2 separate regions of the Homo sapiens genome follow, and region 2 is linked to region 1. The links are chromatin loops, found by intact Hi-C in ENCODE. Cell type or tissue: dorsolateral prefrontal cortex. All regions are shown on one strand. Each heading gives the region's core, and the rest is flanking DNA. Links, peaks and the distances in the headings are about the cores only. Region 1 holds the start of LOC107984377 (a long non-coding RNA gene). Region 2 has its middle 200 kb from the start of SESN3.

Region 1 (10,300 bases), core at 1,179-9,178:
TTGGGAGGCCAAGAGGGGCAGATCACTTGAGATCGGAAGTTTGAGACCAGCAGACGCTCTCAAAAGAAGATATACAAGTGGCCAGCAAACATGAAAAAATGCTCAGCATCAGTAATCATCAGAGCAATGCAAATCAAAACCACAATGAGATACCATCTCACACCAGTCAGAATGGCTATTATTAAAAAGTCAAAAAACAACAGATGCTAGCGAGACTGCAGAGAAAAGGGAACACTGTTGATGGGAATGCAAATTAGTCCAGCCACTGAGGAAAGCAGTCTGGAGATTTCTCAAAGAACTTAAAACATTAAAACAGAGCTATTATTTGACTCAACAACCCCACTGCTGGGTATATACTCAAAGGAAAATAAATCATTCTACCAAAAAGACACATTCACTCGTATGTTTATTGCTGCACTATTCACAATAGAAAAGACATGGAATCAATCCAGGTGCCCATCAATGGTAGATTGGATAAAGAAAATCTGGTACATATGCACCATGGAATACTATGCAGCCTTAAAAAAGAATAAAATCATGTCCTGTGCAACAACATGGATGCAGTTAGAAGCCATAGTACTAAGAGAATTAATGCAGGAACAGAAAACAAAACACTGCATATTCTCACTTACAAGTGGTAGCTAAATATTGAGCACACATGGACATAAATATGGGAACAACAGATGAACAATAGACACTGGGAACTACTAGAGGGGGGAGTTCAAAAACTACCTATTGGGTACTATGCTCACTACCTCGGATGATGGGATCCATACTCCAAAATTTATCATCATGCAATATTTACATGTAACAAACCTACACCTGTACCCTCTTGTGTCTAAAATAAAAGTTGAATTTTTTTTTAAAAAATTAAATCAATGGTATTTTCTCTTTCTCCCAACAACTGATGTGCACACCTGGTCAATTAAGCAGTTATCTTCCCAGCAATTCTAACGCTTACACATGTGGATGTTCAAATAAAATATCATAAAGCTAGTTTCAGACTCTATTTTGAAAAGTAGCTCTTTCTTTTAATCATACTTGGAATTTTAAAATTTGTGGCAGAATGACCCAGAAAAAGGGTACTAGAAGGAGTACAGTGAATTTATCGAATGCTTCAGTGGGGTGCAGCAAGTTGAGCATTTAAGACTCTGAGCTCTCATCCCCATTTCAAGCTTTGTAGCATCACTTTGATCTATCTTACTGCTTTGGAATATGTTATTTGGGGAAAAAAATTTTACTTGAAATAAAGTTAGAAAACTATTTGGATTATAAAAGTGAATTTTCTATGATCTGTGTATGAACCTATTTTCCTTTTGGGAAATTTCCTTGTGGACCCTCCTTGCACATCTGCTACTTGAAACAAGGTTGTTCTTCTTTTGTTCACCAGATTCTTTCTGCAATTCGCTGAGGACTATAAGCCTGAAATAGAAAATAGATTTATAGCTTTATTATAATGCAATACTTTGAATTTAGGCACAACTAATATGTTTGAATTGTCTCCGCAGGATTGTTGGGTTAGAGATACAGAATAGTGGCCCTGAAGTTACCCTCCCTGTGTTTACATTGTAGCTCTGCTAATTTCTAGTTGTGTGACCTTAGAAAAATCAGCTCATCTCTGTGCACCTCTAGCTCCATCTCTGTAAAATGAAGTTAATAACAGAAGCTATTTTATAGCACTGTGGTAAGGATTAAATGAGTTAATATATGTGAAGCTTTCTGAAGAGCCCTTGGCACATAGTACTGAGCTCAGTAATTGATAGCTGTTGTACTATTATTATTACTTACACATGGACATCCCAATCCTTGAACGTATGGTATTATTCATAAGGGCCAGCACTATTCCTAGCCAGCTCCATAAAAATGAGAGCTGTATGGTTTTCTCTTCTTAGCAGCCTGAAGCAACAAAGCATACATCTAGTCCTTGCCTTTATGGATATCCACTTGCAGGACTGGAAATTCTTGCCTGATCAATCACTGTAGAACTCAATTGTTTAAGAACTCAGAAGCTTCCAGAATAATGCTCATCTATCCTCTCTACCTTGTATGTGCTGTTCCCTGCCTTTGAGATCCTCTCTTGTCTTCTCCATTGGACCAGAAGAGGATAGAAGGTGGCCCTAAACCTTGCTTTTGTTTTTCTTATATTAGGACACAAAGTTGAGTAAGAGAGAGTCCCCTGGAAGACTTTCAGTTAAGAAGGAATGACAGTCCAGTGAACCTGTGGTTACAATAAAAGTTTAAGAGTTTTTATGGCAGTGGATAATATTTTTTAATTTATTAATGATTTTCTTCACTCTTCCTTGCATAAGGCTGTGCTCTACTAAACCAGATACACTGTTACCTCTAGGAAGATTTTGTTTTAACTAGAATGCAAAGAAAAGGCCACCATTCAGCATTTGATTTGCAACAGAGAATCATGAGGCCCATGGCAAAGCTGTGGTCATGAAAACCAGGGTTTTCTCAGAAATCAAGGTACTTCTAAAGGTAAACAACTTCTCTTTCCATATCAGGAGCAAAACTTGAAATTTGAAACATATGATTTTACTATAACCTTTAGATAGTAAAGCTTATATTATATTATATTATATTACTATGTTGTAAAGCTCTTATCTTTACTGTCTAAGTGAACCTTAGATAGTAAAGATAAACCTCCAAATTGTCTGAGTTTCAAGTAAAGCTTAGATAATAAAGACAAAAATTTTTCTTTAGAGAAATTTAAGGATTATGATTTAAGGGAAGTTGCCATCTATCCAAGGAGTAAAAATAAAGTGGAAAGGACCTCTGACTTGAGGGATAGAAATCAGACAGGGAGAGCTACAGAAGACTAGACAAGGGAGAAGATGATCATGAGTCCCTGAGTTTATCCCCAGCACAGGGGCCAGGTATATAGAGACTGGAGGGTTTTGCAGCAGCAGAAATTGCCACAAAACTCCAGGCACATTGAGACAGAACCCACAAGCATTTTTTCCATGCTAGTGCCCTGCTTTCCTAGGCTATCCAAGCTGGCCTTGGAGTGGTAGAACAACAAAGGGAAGTGTCCACAGAGACAGGCCTGCTATGGGACAACTGACTCCCATGGTGCTCATATGATGTGGAAGGAGTCCAGAAGCTCCTGAATGCCTCCGGGAATGTGGACCATGAGTGCTGGCTGGTGAACTTACTCAAGGCAACGATGGGCCAAGCTGGGGATGGAATGGAGTCACTGGGAATCTGAAGCACCGCGAGAGCCAGCGTGGGGCCTGATCAACAAGAGGTGATGGCCAAACACTTTGGATACTGTTTCAGAGCAACACGCAAACCATGTTTTCCTCTGCCCTCATACCACAACAACAATCATCAACACAGAAGAAGACTTCTGTGACCAAAGTGTGGGGGTTTTTCCCCGGGTATCCTCCAATCAGTTCTAACATTATGTACCCAGAAACAGCAACAGATATCACATATGGAGGGCTCAGTCCTACAAGTCTGCCCCCTTCTCCCACCAGCCTCAAGTCCAGGCCTCCAGAACTCCTGACCGATCAGCTTCAAGTTGGGGTTCCCATGACCCTATCTTTGGGTTTGATTTATTTATTAGAGCAGCTCATAGAACTTACAGAAACATATTTACTGGTATGTTATGAAGGATATTTTAAAGAATACAAATAAACAGCCAAATGAAGAGATACATAGGGAAGGTCTGGAAGCATGGACAACTGTGTCACAATGTGACTGTACAGAAAGGATATGACCTGAATAAACCCAGCAAGGCCTGCCTGCTCAGGGTTTTCTGGATCTCTCTGTGCAGCATTCCTTCCTGCGGAGTATGGGGTAGAACCCACTCTGGAATGAGGTTCTCATGACCCACAATCAGATGAGAGTCCTGCCTTGGGCAGGTGAAAAGAAGGCAGGAGAAGGTCAGAGAGAGAGATTCCATTTTCTGAGGCCTGTTCCTAAGGCCTAAAGTACCCCAACATTGTGACAAAAGAATATAACAAAGATTATGAGGTTTCTGAGCTAGGAACTGTATATGAAAACCTGTGTGTGTGTGTGTGTGTGTGTGTGTGTGTGTGTGTGTGTGTGTGTGTGTGTGTGTAATCATATCACAAGAGCCATCATCATGCCTCACCCATCCTGGAAGAATACAACCTGAGTGGAGTTACAACAGCCATACGCTGCTCAGTAGCAGCTTTAATGTAAATAGAGGCTGACTCCCAAAGACCAGGTGGGATGAGCTTAACTAGAGCCCCAGAAGCAAGCAAAGAAGGACAGCACATAAATTGCCCACCTCTCCCCTGCTTCCTGGATACCATTAATTCACGCAAACCTTCCCTTGCTTCCAGACTCTATCTACTCCCTAGAGAGGGCAGTTAGAACATTTGAAGTGTCAGATTATTTATCCAAAACACACAGAGTTACCTTAAAATCCAGAGCCACATAAAATCAGCCACCCAAAATTTGAAAAGTACATACTCTGGCCCATCTGCATCGTAGGTTATCAAATTTGACTCCTCTGTACTACAACTGAGTATGCACACTGCTATAGGAACTAAGAAGGTCATTTTTTTTCAGACGATGGAGTTAGAAAAGGCTTCCCACAGGAGTAACATTGGAGGTGAACTTTGAAGGGCAAGCAAGAATTATCCAGCTATGAAGAAACAGAAGTGTATTTCAAGAAATGCAAAAAACATGAGTCAAGGGACTCTGGTAAACTTAAGTACAGCTTGTTCAGGGAAAGCAAAGTTGTCCGAGAGAAGGATTGAGCTTCCATGCAAAAAGAAATCAGGTTGAACAGGAAGGCTGCAGGGCCTGCCTATGGCCGTGAGGGTTACTCCTAGGACCTCTGAGTGGTTGGAGGCTGAAAAACAGCCTTTGCCCTGCTCTCTAAGGGCCCTGTGTACTCTACAGCAGGACAGGGTACACCCTAAGGATGAGACCACCTTTTAGAATGCAAAAAGGCTTGATTCTTTAGCTGAGCCTTAAATCGCAAGGCTTCCTATGCCCAGAGGGGGTGACTTCTCAATTTTGCACAAAGTCATCGTGTAAATTAGCAGGGATTCTTTAAATATGGTCAGATTATAGAAGGCCATGCAAATTTCTTTAAAGGATTTGGGTTTTAAGTAAGAACAGTGAGGAGCCACTGCAGGGTTCTGGGCAGGGGTATGACATGGCAAAAGAAATTATTCCAGCAGCAGCTGTCTGCAAGGCAGATTGGAGCCGAGAGACTCGGGAAGTTACCACAGTTGTCCAGGCATGAAGCAAAAAGGGAAATTTTACGGTATCCATGGCAACTGAAGGGGAAAAATATGAAAATTATTTTGAAGGCAGAAACAACGAACTTGATTACTGATTGGGTATGAGTGCGTGGAAGAGGCAGCAGTAATAAATGACTCAGGGGTTTTGAGCTTAGGAAGCTATGAGAATAAACCTGAAATGGGGACGCTAATCAGGAGAGCTGCTTTGAGGGAGAAAAGAGAGTTTGGTTTAAGACATGTTGAATTTCACATAATGATGAAATGTAGAAGTGGAAATGCTCTCTATACATGTAAAAGGACAAGACTAGGTCATTCTTCCTTTTCTTCATTATTTTTTTCTCTCTCCATGATTTTTGCATACATCTTAGGATCTTTCTCTGAGGGATGTTTGGGAATAAATTTACCACTTCCCTTACTTTTAGTAAACTGTGAAAAAGATCATCATTATCATCATCAACCTTGTCTTCAAGTTAACACAAAGTATTAGTCAACACCTAGTTGTGTTTCACTTTTATGATTCCATGCCCTTGAGAGATTTCCACTCTCTGAAACAGCCAATATTTGCAGGATCAATATGTAGAGAACAGAAAGAGTAGAATAATAATCATCGAATAATACCTACATAAGATTAAAAGTAGTATTCACACTCTACAGGAAGAAACAAAGAAAGAGGAAGGATACTATGCTAGGTTAAGACCTGTGGTCGGGATGCTGGTGATTGGAGATAAAAAGAAAATTAGCAAGAATTTCTTTTTTGGACAGGGCTAATTTAAGTCTTCTCCTTAGGAAGGAAAATGGATTTGGGATACTCCTTACATAATAATTATTATTTTCATTCATCTAGGACTTAACATTTTATACCCATTGTCTTATCTTCTCCATGGATTGCAAACCTTGTGCAAGACCATGTAGCTATTCTGCAGGAAAGCTGGGCCACAAACTGAAATTTCCAGCACGCCAGATTGAGTCATTTGAAGACGAGAAAAAACACAGTGTTTCATGAGGAAATTCAGCTACTTCTTAAAAGATCAGCATGTAAGAATCCAAAAATATTGTTGTTGAGGGCAGCTTCTTCAGCAAGCTCTCCTTCCCTGCCTTTTACAAACAGAAGTCCTTCTGTATGAAAGATCACAAGGGTAGGCTGCTCATCTCTGCCCATTTGAACAGCACATCCCTTTACTCATGCATTTCTGTTTGCCTCAGCCATGATGTTCCTGGATTTCACAAAGAGGGAGTTGTTTCTTGCACAGAGCAGTTCTGTGAGTCAGTGTGAAAAGAACTACCTGCCATATCACCTCCCACTATCTTAGAGAGGAGAGTCAACTTTGATCAAAGAGAGAGAGGAAGAAATGGTATGTTTTCTCTCTCTTGATTTTCCACCTTATTAATTTCCATTATAGTTTAACACTGTGGGTCCAAATCTGGGCTTGCAGTGAGGCAATCTGGTTCATGTTTTTGTCCCATTGATGGACACATTGTTTGCTTTGCTGTTAAAGAGATTTAGTGAAGTCTTTATGGATGCTGAGAAGATTAAAAAGCTTGATTGCAAGATGGTGCCTTCTGGACACAGACACCATTCACAAAGTCTGGTGGTGCTGGTGGAGTCCCACTTACACCTATAAAAAAAGTCTGAATTCATTTAACTTTCTCTGTAAGTTGTAGAAATCAAACATTCACTTTTTACTTACATAACATGTTTTCTTCAAGCTTCCTTTAAATTGTTCACTATACTAAATAGAGGGACTTAAAAAAAAAGAATCTTTATCTTTTGCAGCTACTTCAATGTATGAAAGCTTGATTTCTCTGCTACCCACACAGTTTCCTCTGGGGCTTTAGCCTTACCAGTATTCTATGACTCACTGTGTTACTTTTCATAAATAGATGCTAAATACCATCCCTGATTCTACTGGAAATGGCAGATAAAAATATTCAAGGAAAAATTTTAACTAATGCAGTTAGATTTGAACTATGCAAATCTCCATCAATTTCTCACGTCTCCTTTTTTTCCTCCTTCTCTTTCTCTTTTGTTTTCTGCTCACCAACCTGCTTGTCATAAACAGTGGTTGTCAAGCTCTGTCACATAACTCTGTTCTCTTCATTTCTCATCCCCCACACTGTACTACATAGCCCTTTTATTGGGAGAAGGAGGAGTCGTATTTGATCCTTCTCTCCCTTTCTCTCTTCTCCTTTATTTGCCCATTCTAACCCACACTGCATTTGTTCCCCTCTTATTTATTCTCCCCTAGATCAATCAAGTGTCACTATGGCATGCCTGGGTCCATCAAGTGTCGTTATTTGTCCCAGAAAAAGTTACTTCCTCCTTCCTGAGACCTAGCTGAGTTGTCACCTTCCTTGTTTGCGAAGATTCCTGGGAACCCTTAAGGGGAAGACTCAAGAAAAATAAAGATACCCAGGGTAATTCCAAACCAGACTTGAAAGCAGAAACTGAAAGCAGAGAAAACCACTACATTTAAGATGGTGGCTTAACGATAGCAGTGGAAAAGAAACAGCATGCATTGGGCATAGATATCACATTCTTCCAAGAACTTCGTTGGAGGACAGTTTCTCCGTGGGACTCTCACTTTCTGAACATCTTGCAATTAGAGACGCTGACTTCTTTTGTTCTGAAATATATTTTCAAGGATTCTGCATGGAAAGTAGCCCTGAAATACACAGAATGTACCTTCTTTGAGGCACTGACTTCTTTTGCTTTGAAATATCTTTTTCAAGGATTCTGCATAGAAAGTAGCCTTGAAAGATACAGAATTTACCTCCAGCAACAGGGTAGGCATGCTTACTGTGCATTGTAATGGATTTCAGTTCCCTGGTTTCAGAGTTCTTCTCTTGTCATGTGGCTCATGTGCAGGTGTCACCTGGCCTTCTTCACATCACCCTGTGGAAAATGGGGCTCAAGGAACTGCCACAAAAAATTGATACTCTGCCTATTGCTGTCAATCTGAGTAATAAAATTCTTTGTTTCCAACCCAGGAGTTCTGTCAGCATCTATGAAACTGTAGCAGGCTAATGTATTAACTTACAAGTAGGATAAAATCTCAACCCTTCACAGTTCCTGATAATTTCCAGACATTATGATTTTTTATGCTGTCAGTAGGAATATTAGGTAGATGAAAACTTGGGAGCTAAAATGTCTTCTCTATCAACATTTAGAAATCGTTAAACATACCTCTCCCTCCTCCTCATTCCCACCTCCATCTAGTCTAATGTACCTTCTTAACCTCAATAATGAAAGGCTCTAATGGCCCATTTATTCAGTAGAGTGGATTTCTAAAACCCATTTTCAGATTACAGTTTGTGTGCCAGGATTACATTTGTTTTTATTAATAGAGAAAAGAGTCGAGCAGCTGACTTTTCAATCATTTAATCAACAAATGCATCCAGAGTACTTTCTTACTACTGTGTTAAGTGCTGCATAAAGCAGCCTCAGTTCCTGAAGCATCTTAACTTCTTTCACTGCAATAAAGAAAAATTTCCCTATAAAAAAGAACCTAAATGCTCAAGCCATTCATTCAGAAAGCAACCAGGAGAAACTTTTTTTTTTTTTTTTTGAGAATCGCTCTGCTGCCCAGGCTGGAGTGCAATGGCACAATCTCGGCTCACTGCAAATTCCGCCTCCCAGGTTCAAGCTATTCTCATGTCTCAGCCTCCTCAGTAGCTGGGATTACAGACGTCCACCACCACGAGGCAGGTGGATCACCTGATGTCAAGGGTTCGAGGCCAACCTGACCAACATGGCAAAATGCCATCTCTACTAAAAAAAAAATTTTTTTTATAAGAAGTCCTTTTTTTTATGTTTTAAATTCTCCTGGGTTATAAGAAGTCTTTTAGGCCAGGAGCAGTGGCTCACACCTGTAATCCCAGAACTTTGGGAGGCCGAGGAGGGTGGCTCACCTGAGGTCGGGAGTTTGAGACCATCCTGGCTAACACAGTGAAACCCCGTCTCTAATAAAAATACAAAAAAATTAGCTGGGCCTGGTGGCGGGCGCCTGTAATCCCAGCTACTCGGGAGGCTGAGGCAGGAGAATGGCAAGAACCCGGGAGTTGGAGTTTGCAGTGAGCCGAGATCGCGCCACTGTACTCCAGCTTGGGTGACAGAGTGAGACTCCGTCTCAAAAAAACCAAAACAAACAAACAAACAAAAAACAAAATTAGCTGACCATGGTGGCACACACCTAGAATCCCAGCTACTCAGGAGGCTGAGGCAGGAGAATTGCTTGAACTCAGGAAGCAGAGTTTGCAGTGAGGCAAAATCCCGCCACTGCACTCCAGCCTGGGTGACAGAGCGAGACTCTGTCAAAAAAAAAAAAAAAGAAGTATTTAAAAAGTATTATCTCTAGTCTATCCCTCTCGCAAACAGAAAGATAACCTCAGGACCCACACTTAATACCCTTCTGAATTTTAAAAACCTCTGACCTTCAGGAAACTCAAAGACTAAAGAGTCCAGACCTACCAAGCAAACATCCTTTAGCTACTACTGATTTATAGTAATAATAAAATAAAACATTGCTATCTGTCATTTCCAGTTAATTCAATTCATGGTGAAGATTATTTACTGGGGGAAAAAGAGCAGTGAGTCATGGCGAGGCTTTAAGAGCTGGGAAAGGAGCCATATGAATACACACACACACACACATTTTCATGTCAGCTTGAATCATGGCATTTTCTAAACAATGGTGCTTAAATGTTAAATCCTAAATGCATTTTACAGTTTAACAAAAACTTTATCACTTATCCTCAATCCTTCTAAGTCTCTGTGTTCCCCCAATTTAGTCCAGAATTTAACCTCTGACCCAACATAATACTGACCACTTCAATTTCAACCAAGTCTTCAGAGAGAGATTTAGGAAAACCAGTGCAACTTGTTTATTTGGTGGGGAGGGGATAAGTGCGAAAACTTACTGGATTATATTCCCAGGGTCCTCAGCAACCACCCATTAAGGCGCTGAAAAGTTTATAGAATAGTCCCAAGTCTTGCATTCTTTCTATGGGGGTGGGGGAGCCCCAAAAGATGTTCTGTTTCCTGTGACCTACCGCACCATTCACAGATGGTT
Region 2 (10,300 bases), core at 1,019-9,018, 260 kb before region 1:
TTTAAATTTTCTAGTAGCTATATAATAAATGGCCATATTAAGCACATTAATAAAGTAAAAAGAAGCAGGGTAAATTAATTTTAATAAAATATATTATAATTTAAATATGTAATCAATATAAAAATTGCTTGTGAGACACATATTTTGTTTTTTAGAGACAAGGTCTCTCTCTGTCACCCACACTGGAGTGCAGAGGCATGATCATGGCTCATAACAGCCTAGAAATCCTGGGCTCAAGTGATCCTCCCACTTCAGCCTTGGTAGTAGTGGGGACTACAGGCATGGGCCACCATGCCTGGCAATACTTTACTTTTTTATTTTACAAAGGCTCTGAAATCTGGTATGTGTGTTTACACAGCACATCTCAATACACAGCACAGGTATGTGGCTAGTGGTTACTATATTGGAGGAAGTTTGCTATAGAGGGAAAACTGGGAATAAGGCAGAGGTTGGAAGAAATGTGGGCTTGAGCTCTTTTGCTATTCATTTTAAGACAAGGATACTACAGCATTCTTGTGTGCTGATTGGGATAAATTAGTAGAGAGGGAAAGATCCATAATGCAAAACAGTCGAAAGGATAATTACCGGAGCAGATTCTAGGAAAAGGTGAGAAGTTGAGGTCCAGGGCAAAGGCATACGGATCACCTTTGCCAGGAGCAGGGATGCTTCATTCAAACCAACATGAGGGGAAACCGAGCATCTCCAGTGCAGACAGGGTGGGAATTTGGAGGTGGGAAGAAGTTCTTTGTTTAATGTCTGCTTCTATTTCTTTAGTGAAATATAACACAAGGTCAAGAGTGGAAGGGCACAGGTGCATGAAATTTGAGAAGAGAGAAAAAACTATGAAACAGTTTTGAAGAGTGAAAAATTATAGATGTCTACTTTAGTGCCTATTTGAGATTTGCAATCATGTGGTGTGTTTCTGTCTAGAAACATTCAGCTGTGTGGACTGCACGTTTAGAGTAAGAGATAGTAGGGTTTAATCGGTTTGGGCTTAGTCTGGTTGGCTCTGCAGAAATGGAAGCTGGTGATTTAAGAGTGTTTATAAAGAAATGATCATAATGACCATAAACTCTTCACTGGGCAAGGAAGAAGGAAAGTGGAGTTAGTTCTCTCAATGTGGCTCCAATGGATGGGTCATCTTGATGAGACTAAGGAATTTTTGGATTAAAAATATTTAGAGGAAGTGAGCCTAAAGTACAAGAGCTGGTGATAAAAAAGAAAAAAAACAAAACAAAACAGGGCACTCAAAATTGAGATTTTCGAGAAGATTACAAGGTCAAGGACATGATTATAGGGTTACATAAATGAGGTGGGATGAAGGAACAGATAGTTGAAAGTGAGGAGATTGAGGAACGGGGTGGCCAGAGTGATGGATGGATTATACACATGAATATTGAAGTGTGCAAGAATGATGTGAGTAGCAGTACAATAAAGGACAGTCTGGTGCTAAAGCCACTGGAGAAGGGGGCTCTCCAGGGTTTGTGTTTCACAGTAACAAAGAGGGCTATTGGGTAACTGAAGGGCTTAGGGATTTTGAAGGCAGGAGGAAAACTATTTTGAAGATAAACTTGGAAACAAGGATGAGCTGTGAGAGAGAAAAAAAAAATAGCCTGCACTTAGAAGAGTAAGGATTTAGCAGGGCAACAGGTAGAGGCAGTGTTGCTGGCATTATCCAACTTGATAGGATACCATTTACATAGAAGATGACGTAAGTGGTACCTTCCTAGGGTGTGCGACACATCCACAGTGGAAAGGACAAATTCAGAGTAGTTGAAAATGCAGAGACATTTTTCTGATAACACAGCATGAGTTCCAGAGGACCCCCAAGAAGGAGTGAGAAGGTCAGATCCATGGACATGCAAAGATACCAGAGGATGAACATCCAGGGGATTACGGGTGGCCAGGGGAGGCTCAAGCTTCCTGTGCTTTGTAAATACCTCATTCACAGATTGACCTAGATTCTTAAGTCATTTGTGCTGCTCAGTGTAATTTTCCCAGGCATCTTTTTTGATAAGATTTTAAATCACAGGATTGAAGAGAACTTATCTCCAGAGCTCTATTTTCAGTCAGCAACAGCCTGAAATAATTTGAGTGCAGGTGTTTTGGAGTCAAACTATCTCCCCAGAACAAGCAAGGTCAGGCACTTTTGTGTGATTTCTGCTCATTGCTGTTCTTCTACTTGCCTCCAGAAGCATGTAACAAAAGGTCAGCTTACTTGGAAATATGCCCAGCTGCGTATGGGGGCATGGTTGTCCCCAGCATTGGTTTGAGCATTTTTTCTGTTACAGTGCGTGAATATTTCCATGTGACTTCACCCTGAGCCTGCATTCATGAGAAGAACTCACGCAGTCTATGACCCTGTGTAGAGAGTGTCTCTTCTTTCTTTCCAGAAGTGGTGGACTGGTCTAGCTTTCCTAGAGTTTTCTGAATTACCAACAAGTCCTAGTGAATGACATGTGCCTGCTTTGGAAACCTTTGCAAATGGGGTGGGAGCTCAGCGAGCTTGAATTGCTATGACATACTACCCACAATCCAAAGTCCTTGACCTGGATCTTATGTCACCATGTTCAACCTCTTTGAAGCACTCACTTATCACAGTTGTAATTCTATAGTTACTTGTGATAGTCTATAAATAGTATCTCTGAACATTTGACTGTAAGCTTTACAAGGGCAGAGACCATTTCTTTCTTTCACTGTCACTACTATTCCCAGCACCTAGGAAATTCGTAGATAACATTTACAAATTGCAAAAATGAATGAATGCTTGCACCTCCTTGTTCTATGCCATTGTCTGCCCAGTAGCTTCCCACATTCTCCCTGATCTCAACTTTCCTCCCAGCTGCCATCCAGATCTGTCTCACTCCAGGATGCCCTGGGCTCTGAATCACCCTTCACTTCCTTCCTCTGAAAACTGAGTCCACACCAAATTAACAAGTCCCCCATACACATTCTGTCCACTCAAAGAAGACCTGTCAGTGATGGCATTCAGACATCAGCAGCAAAATACATCCTATCCTGAGTTCAAATCCTCATTCTAGCATTTAACTAGCCGTGAAGCTCAGCAGGAGACTTTGCCTCTCTGAGCCTCAGGGTTTTTTTTGTTTGTTTGCAAAATGGTGATAAAATCATTACCTACTTCATATAGCTACAGGCTGAGCATCCCCATCTGAAAATCCATAATTCAAAATGCTCCAAAATCTGAAACTTATTGAGTGCTGATATGATGCCACGAGTGGAAAATGCCACAAATAAGTACTTAACACAAACTTTGTTTTATGCACAAAATTATTTGCCCAAAGTTGTGTAGCTGAGAAAAGAAGGGAGCCAGGTTGGAACAAAGTCCTGGAATCTTAGCTCTTAACTACTTTCTACGTTGCCTTTTTTCGTGATGATTTTCATTTTACTCCCATTTCCTGATGTTTTAAAATTGTTTTTACGTCTATCTCTGTAGATCTTAAATATTTTTTAAAAGAAGACACAGGAAAAATACATATATACATATGTGATGGCATTACAATGTTTTTTTCTTAGTTCAACATAGAAAATGAAGGAGAGAAGTAGAAATAAATTGGGAAAGAATTCTCTATTTCATTTTCTATCCACTTCCATTTTTACAAAAAAGGATGAGTACATTCACAGATACACACACAAACTCACTCCACTCTAGACCAAATAGGGAGAAACCAAGCAAAGAGTTTAGGCATCATATGCTCTGGAACACTGGCAGCATGAATTAACATAGTGTTTCCATGGCTGTTTGTGCTTTTAAAAATTCATTTACTTACTTCATCTACAAAGGCGGCTATGCATGTGTTTGTGGCTGTGCATGTGCACGTGAGTATTTGTGGGTATTTGACTGTGAGTCTTGTTGACCAAATCACACATTGTCTGAGACCATGAAATGTCTTAATCTCTTTTTAAAAATGTATTTTTACTTTGTCCCCAAAATTCAACACACCTCTCCCACCCCCCCACCCCCCCATCCTCTCTCTCCTTCACACACAAATGTTTGAGCAAGGAACACTTATAGCAAATGCACATTGCTGGTTCCCCATCTGATAACCCTTCTCCCTTTTTCTTTAGTGACTGAGCTCTGACTTTATTTGGGGTGGTGATGTGCTTAGCTTGAAGGCTGTTTTTCAGCTTTCTTTGCAGCTAGGAGTGGTCCATAAGATCAAGCAGAAGCTGATGGGTGGGAGTTCTGGAAAATCTCTGGAGAGAAACATAGACAGCTCTTCTCCCACCTTCTCCCACCTTTCTGCCGAGCATGTGGATGTGGTTAATACAGCTTTGGCAGCCATCTTGGACCATGAAGGAACATTAAGGATGAATGCCTGGTGCTATAGTTTAAGGAAGACAAAAATAGAAAGAGGTGTCATGTCAGCTTTAGATGCATAACTCTAGACTTCTTTCACATTTCAGTGAAACAAACTTTTATCTCCTTGAAACCACTGTCCTGTGGTCTCTGTGGCTAGAAGCCAAGCACAACTCCTAGCTGGTAGAGTATTCAATAGTTTGTTAAATTGAATAAAAACAAAACCAAACAAAACAAAAAACAATGGATTCTCTGAAAAGAATTTAAATCTTGTATCTTCATTTTCTGGGTCAAATAGTGAACCTAAAAGATTATAAGTCAAGGAAAAGAAGAATATTTTATTCTACCATAAAAAATAATTAAAACTTAATGCCCCACTCAGGAAGAAGAATATCTCCCAGAAGATTTTCTGGTTTGAAATGCCCATTCATTTTAGTTAAGTGTTTTCCTTTCACAAATTTGTTCTTCCTCTTAGGTTTATTAACAGAATCTATCAATTGTACATGGCATCTTCAGAAACTCTACTAGCTCTCAGTCTCGCTGCACTTAGCATTTGGGAAATCACGGAGCAATCTACTTTTTTCTCTATTGGCACTTATAGGAAAGTCTACATGCCTCCTTGTGAAAAGCAAATGCTTTTCAACATAACGGGTGTTAACTGAGTGGGTAGCACTCTGCAGCCTGAAAAACACAACAGTGGTTAAAAGGATGTGTGAATTGTGAAGATCTTATTGTTAAGAGTTTCCTGGGAGGCTTGCATGTTTTCCTCTCTCAAGATTCCTCCTGGTATATCATTAATTCCTTGCAGTGTGAAACTGGAAACAGGGAGATCCAAGGAGGTAAGAAGAGTGAGGGGGGAAAAGTGCTTAGAATACAGTGGTGTGCTGTAAACATTTAACAACTGGCTGGGGAGTGGGGAGGAAGACTGATTTGTAGTGTTTGCCAATTTCTGTAGTGTAAGTATGTGCACCATGGCTGATTTCAAGCTACCAACAGCCTAAGAGCTGGCTTGTAAATTTCCTGAGAATTTAACAATCAGCTCTCAGAAGCCTTTGGAACTGTCTCCAGTATTTCACTGCAGGCACATCCTCTGTCTCAAACTTCCCAACAGTTTTAGGAGGATGTTTTTACAGGATCATGTTAAAGGTGCCGGAACAGAGGCTACAAGATATTAAGTAACTTGTCTGCAGTTATTCAACATTTGGCATTGGGGTTGAGATTTGCACCCAGGCTTGGCTGACTTCACACTTGGGTTTTTAACTTCTCCATTAAAAGAACATGGATAAAATGTAAGGAAAGAAAAAAGAAGACAAGTAAAAGAAGAAAGGAAACAGTGAGGGGAAGCTTCAGGCTAAGGCTAAACAGATTGCTAAGCCATGTAGTAGAACACAGGTCAGCAAACTGCTGCCAGTGTGTCACATCCATCCTGATGACCTGTTTTTGGATTGCAAAATGGTTTTTACATTTTTAAAGAATTGTAGGGGAGGAGCCAAGATGGCCGAATAGGAACAGCTCCGGTCTACAGCTCCCAGCGTGAGCGACGCAGAAGACGGTGATTTCTGCATTTCCATCTGAGGTACCGGGTTCATCTCACTAGGGAGTGCCAGACAGTGGGCGCAGGCCAGTGTGTGTGCGCACCGTGCGCGAGCCGAAGCAGGGCGAGGCATTGCCTCACCTGGGAAGCGCAAGGGGTCAGGGAGTTCCCTTTCCGAGTCAAAGAAAGGGGTGACGGACGCACCTGGAAAATCGGGTCACTCCCACCCGAATATTGCGCTTTTCAGACCGGCTTAAGAAACGGCGCACCACGAGACTATATCCCACACCTGGCTCGGAGGGTCCTACGCCCACGGAATCTCGCTGATTGCTAGCACAGCAGTCTGAGATCAAACTGCAAGGCGGCAACGAGGCTGGGGGAGGGGCGCCCGCCATTGCCCAGGCTTGCTTAGGTAAACAAAGCAGCCGGGAAGCTCGAACTGGGTGGAGCCCACCACAGCTCAAGGAGGCCTGCCTGCCTCTGTAGGCTCCACCTCTGGGGGCAGGGCACAGACAAACAAAAAGAAAGCAGTAACCTCTGCAGACTTAAGTGTCCCTGTCTGACAGCTTTGAAGAGAGCAGTGGTTCTCCCAGCACGCAGCTGGAGATCTGAGAATGGGCAGACTGCCTCCTCAAGTGGGTCCCTGACTCCTGACCCCCGAGCAGCCTAACTGGGAGGCACCCCCCAGCAGGGGCACACTGACACCTCACACGGCAGGGTATTCCAACAGACCTGCAGCTGAGGGTCCTGTCTGTTAGAAGGAAAACTAACAACCAGAAAGGACATCTACACCGAAAACCCATCTGTACATCACCATCATCAAAGACCAAAAGTAGATAAAACCACAAAGATGGGGAAAAAACAGAACAGAAAAACTGGAAACTCTAAAACGCAGAGCGCCTCTCCTCCTCCAAAGGAACGCAGTTCCTCACCAGCAACAGAACAAAGCTGGATGGAGAATGATTTTGACGAGCTGAGAGAAGAAGGCTTCAGACGATCAAATTACTCTGAGCTACGGGAGGACATTCAAACCAAAGGCAAAGAAGTTGAAAACTTTGAAAAAAATTTAGAAGAATGTATAACTAGAATAACCAATACAGAGAAGTGCTTAAAGGAGCTGATGGAGCTGAAAACCAAGGCTCGAGAACTACGTGAAGAATGCAGAAGCCTCAGGAGCCGATGCGATCAACTGGAAGAAAGGGTATCAGCAATGGAAGATGAAATGAATGAAATGAAGCGAGAAGGGAAGTTTAGAGAAAAAAGAATAAAAAGAAATGAGCAAAGCCTCCAAGAAATATGGGACTATGTGAAAAGACCAAATCTACGTCTGATTGGTGTACCTGAAAGTGATGTGGAGAATGGAACCAAGTTGGAAAACACTCTGCAGGATATTATCCAGGAGAACTTCCCCAATCTAGCAAGGCAGGCCAACGTTCAGATTCAGGAAATACAGAGAACGCCACAAAGATACTCCTCGAGAAGAGCAACTCCAAGACACATAATTGTCAGATTCACCAAAGTTGAAATGAAGGAAAAAATGTTAAGGGCAGCCAGAGAGAAAGGTCGGGTTACCCTCAAAGGAAAGCCCATCAGACTAACAGCGGATCTCTCGGCAGAAACCCTACAAGCCAGAAGAGAGTGGGGGCCAATATTCAACATTCTTAAAGAAAAGAATTTTCAACCCAGAATTTCATATCCAGCCAAACTAAGCTTCATAAGTGAAGGAGAAATAAAATACTTTATAGACAAGCAAATGTTGAGAGATTTTGTCACCACCAGGCCTGCCCTAAAAGAGCTCCTGAAGGAAGCGCTAAACATGGAAAGGAACAACCGGTACCAGCCGCTGCAAAATCATGCCAAAATGTAAAGACCATCGAGACTAGGAAGAAACTGCATCAACTAATGAGCAAAATCACCAGCTAACATCATAATGACAGGATCAAATTCACACATAACAATATTAACTTTAAATATAAATGGACTAAATTCTGCAATTAAAAGACACAGACTGGCAAGTTGGATAAAGAGTCAAGACCCATCAGTGTGCTGTATTCAGGAAACCCATCTCACGTGCAGAGACACACATAGGCTCAAAATAAAAGGATGGAGGAAGATCTACCAAGCCAATGGAAAACAAAAAAAGGCAGGGGTTGCAATCCTAGTCTCTGATAAAACAGACTTTAAACCAACAAAGATCAAAAGAGACAAAGAAGGCCATTACATAATGGTAAAGGGATCAATTCAACAAGAGGAGCTAACTATCCTAAATATTTATGCACCCAATACAGGAGCACCCAGATTCATAAAGCAAGTCCTCAGTGACCTACAAAGAGACTTAGACTCCCACACATTAATAATGGGAGACTTTAACACCCCACTGTCAACATTAGACAGATCAACGAGACACAAAGTCAACAAGGATACCCAGGAATTGAACTCAGCTCTGCACCAAGCAGACCTAATAGACATCTACAGAACTCTCCACCCCAAATCAACAGAATATACATTTTTTTCAGCACCACACCACACCTATTCCAAAATTGACCACATAGTTGGAAGTAAAGCTCTCCTCAGCAAATGTAAAAGAACAGAAATTATAACAAACTATCTCTCAGACCACAGTGCAATCAAACTAGAACTCAGGATTAAGAATCTCACTCAAAGCCGCTCAACTACATGGAAACTGAACAACCTGCTCCTGAATGACTACTGGGTACATAACGAAATGAAGGCAGAAATAAAGATGTTCTTTGAAACCAACGAGAACAAAGACACCACATACCAGAATCTCTGGGACGCACTCAAAGCAGTGTGTAGAGGGAAATTTATAGCACTAAATGCCTACAAGAGAAAGCAGGAAAGATCCAAAATTGACACCCTAACATCACAATTAAAAGAACTAGAAAAGCAAGAGCAAACACATTCAAAAGCTAGCAGAAGGCAAGAAATAACTAAAATCAGAGCAGAACTGAAGGAAATAGAGACACAAAAAACCCTTCAAAAAATCAATGAATCCAGGAGCTGGTTTTTTGAAAGGATCAACAAAATTGATAGACCGCTAGCAAGACTAATAAAGAAAAAAAGAGAGAAGAATCAAATAGACACAATAAAAAATGATAAAGGGGATATCACCACCGATCCCACAGAAATACAAACTACCATCAGAGAATACTACAAACACCTCTACGCAAATAAACTAGAAAATCTAGAAGAAATGGATACATTCCTCGACACATACACTCTCCCAAGACTAAACCAGGAAGAAGTTGAATCTCTGAATCGACCAATAACAGGCTCTGAAATTGTGGCAATAATCAATAGTTTACCAACCAAAAAGAGTCCAGGACCAGATGGATTCACAGCCGAATTCTACCAGAGGTACAAGGAGGAGCTGGCACCATTCCTTCAGAAACTATTCCAATCAATAGAAAAAGAGGGAATCCTCCCTAACTCATTTTATGAGGCCAGCATCATCCTGATACCAAAGCCGGGCAGACACACAACCAAAAAAGAGAATTTTAGACCAATATCCTTGATGAACATTGATGCAAAAATCCTCAATAAAATACTGGCAAACCGAATCCAGCAGCACATCAAAAAGCTTATCCACCATGATCAAGTGGGCTTCATCCCTGGGATGCAAGGCTGGTTCAATATACGCAAATCAATAAATGTAATCCAGCATATAAACAGAGCCAAAGACAAAAACCACATGATTATCTCAATAGATGCAGAAAAAGCCTTTGACAAAATTCAACAACCCTTCATGCTAAAAACTCTCAATAAATTAGGTATTGATGGGACGTATTTCAAAATAATAAGAGCTATCTATGACAAACCCACAGCCAATATCATACTGAATGGGCAAAAACTGGAAGCATTCCCTTTGAAAACCGGCACAAGACAGGGATGCCCTCTCTCACCGCTCCTATTCAACATAGTGTTGGAAGTTCTGGCCAGGGCAATCAGGCAGGAGAAGGAAATAAAGGGTATTCAATTAGGAAAAGAGGAAGTCAAATTGTCCCTGTTTGCAGACGACATGATTGTTTATCTAGAAAACCCCATCGTCTCAGCCCAAAATCTCCTTAAGCTGATAAGCAACTTCAGCAAAGTCTCAGGATACAAAATCAATGTACAAAAATCACAAGCATTCTTATACACCAACAACAGACAAACAGAGAGCCAAATCATGGGTGAACTCCCATTCACAATTGCTTCAAAGAGAATAAAATACCTAGGAATCCAACTTACAAGGGATGTGAAGGACCTCTTCAAGGAGAACTACAAACCACTGCTCAAGGAAATAAAAGAGGAGACAAACAAATGGAAGAACATTCCATGCTCATGGGTAGGAAGAATCAATATCGTGAAAATGGCCATACTGCCCAAGGTAATTTACAGATTCAATGCCATCCCCATCAAGCTACCAATGACTTTCTTCACAGAAT

What was found. Hi-C counts contacts between places; a loop is a spot of excess contacts. Peaks named below come from ENCODE experiments on the same cell type or tissue, not always from the same donor. Only the 100,000 strongest peaks of a DNase experiment are listed, where the experiment ranks them.
Region 2: it touches region 1 in a loop (2.9-fold over the local background); 3 of 110 quality-filtered maps call a loop at or near these places.

The regions. Positions count from the first base shown.
Region 1 is chr11:95,692,957-95,703,256 of GRCh38, forward strand. LOC107984377 (a long non-coding RNA gene) reads left to right here and starts at 6,401. Exons shown (of 2, transcript XR_001748337.2): 1 at 6,401-6,583; 2 at 7,478-8,218. In dorsolateral prefrontal cortex, for the core only: no CTCF peak of the experiment used is centred there; a DNase peak (open chromatin) is centred at 6,178; H3K27ac peaks cover 6,309 bases.
Region 2 is chr11:95,430,419-95,440,718 of GRCh38, forward strand. No RefSeq gene overlaps it. Among named protein-coding and RNA genes, the nearest start is that of SESN3, 200 kb to the left of the region's middle. In dorsolateral prefrontal cortex, for the core only: no CTCF peak of the experiment used is centred there; no DNase peak of the experiment used is centred there; H3K27ac peaks cover 571 bases.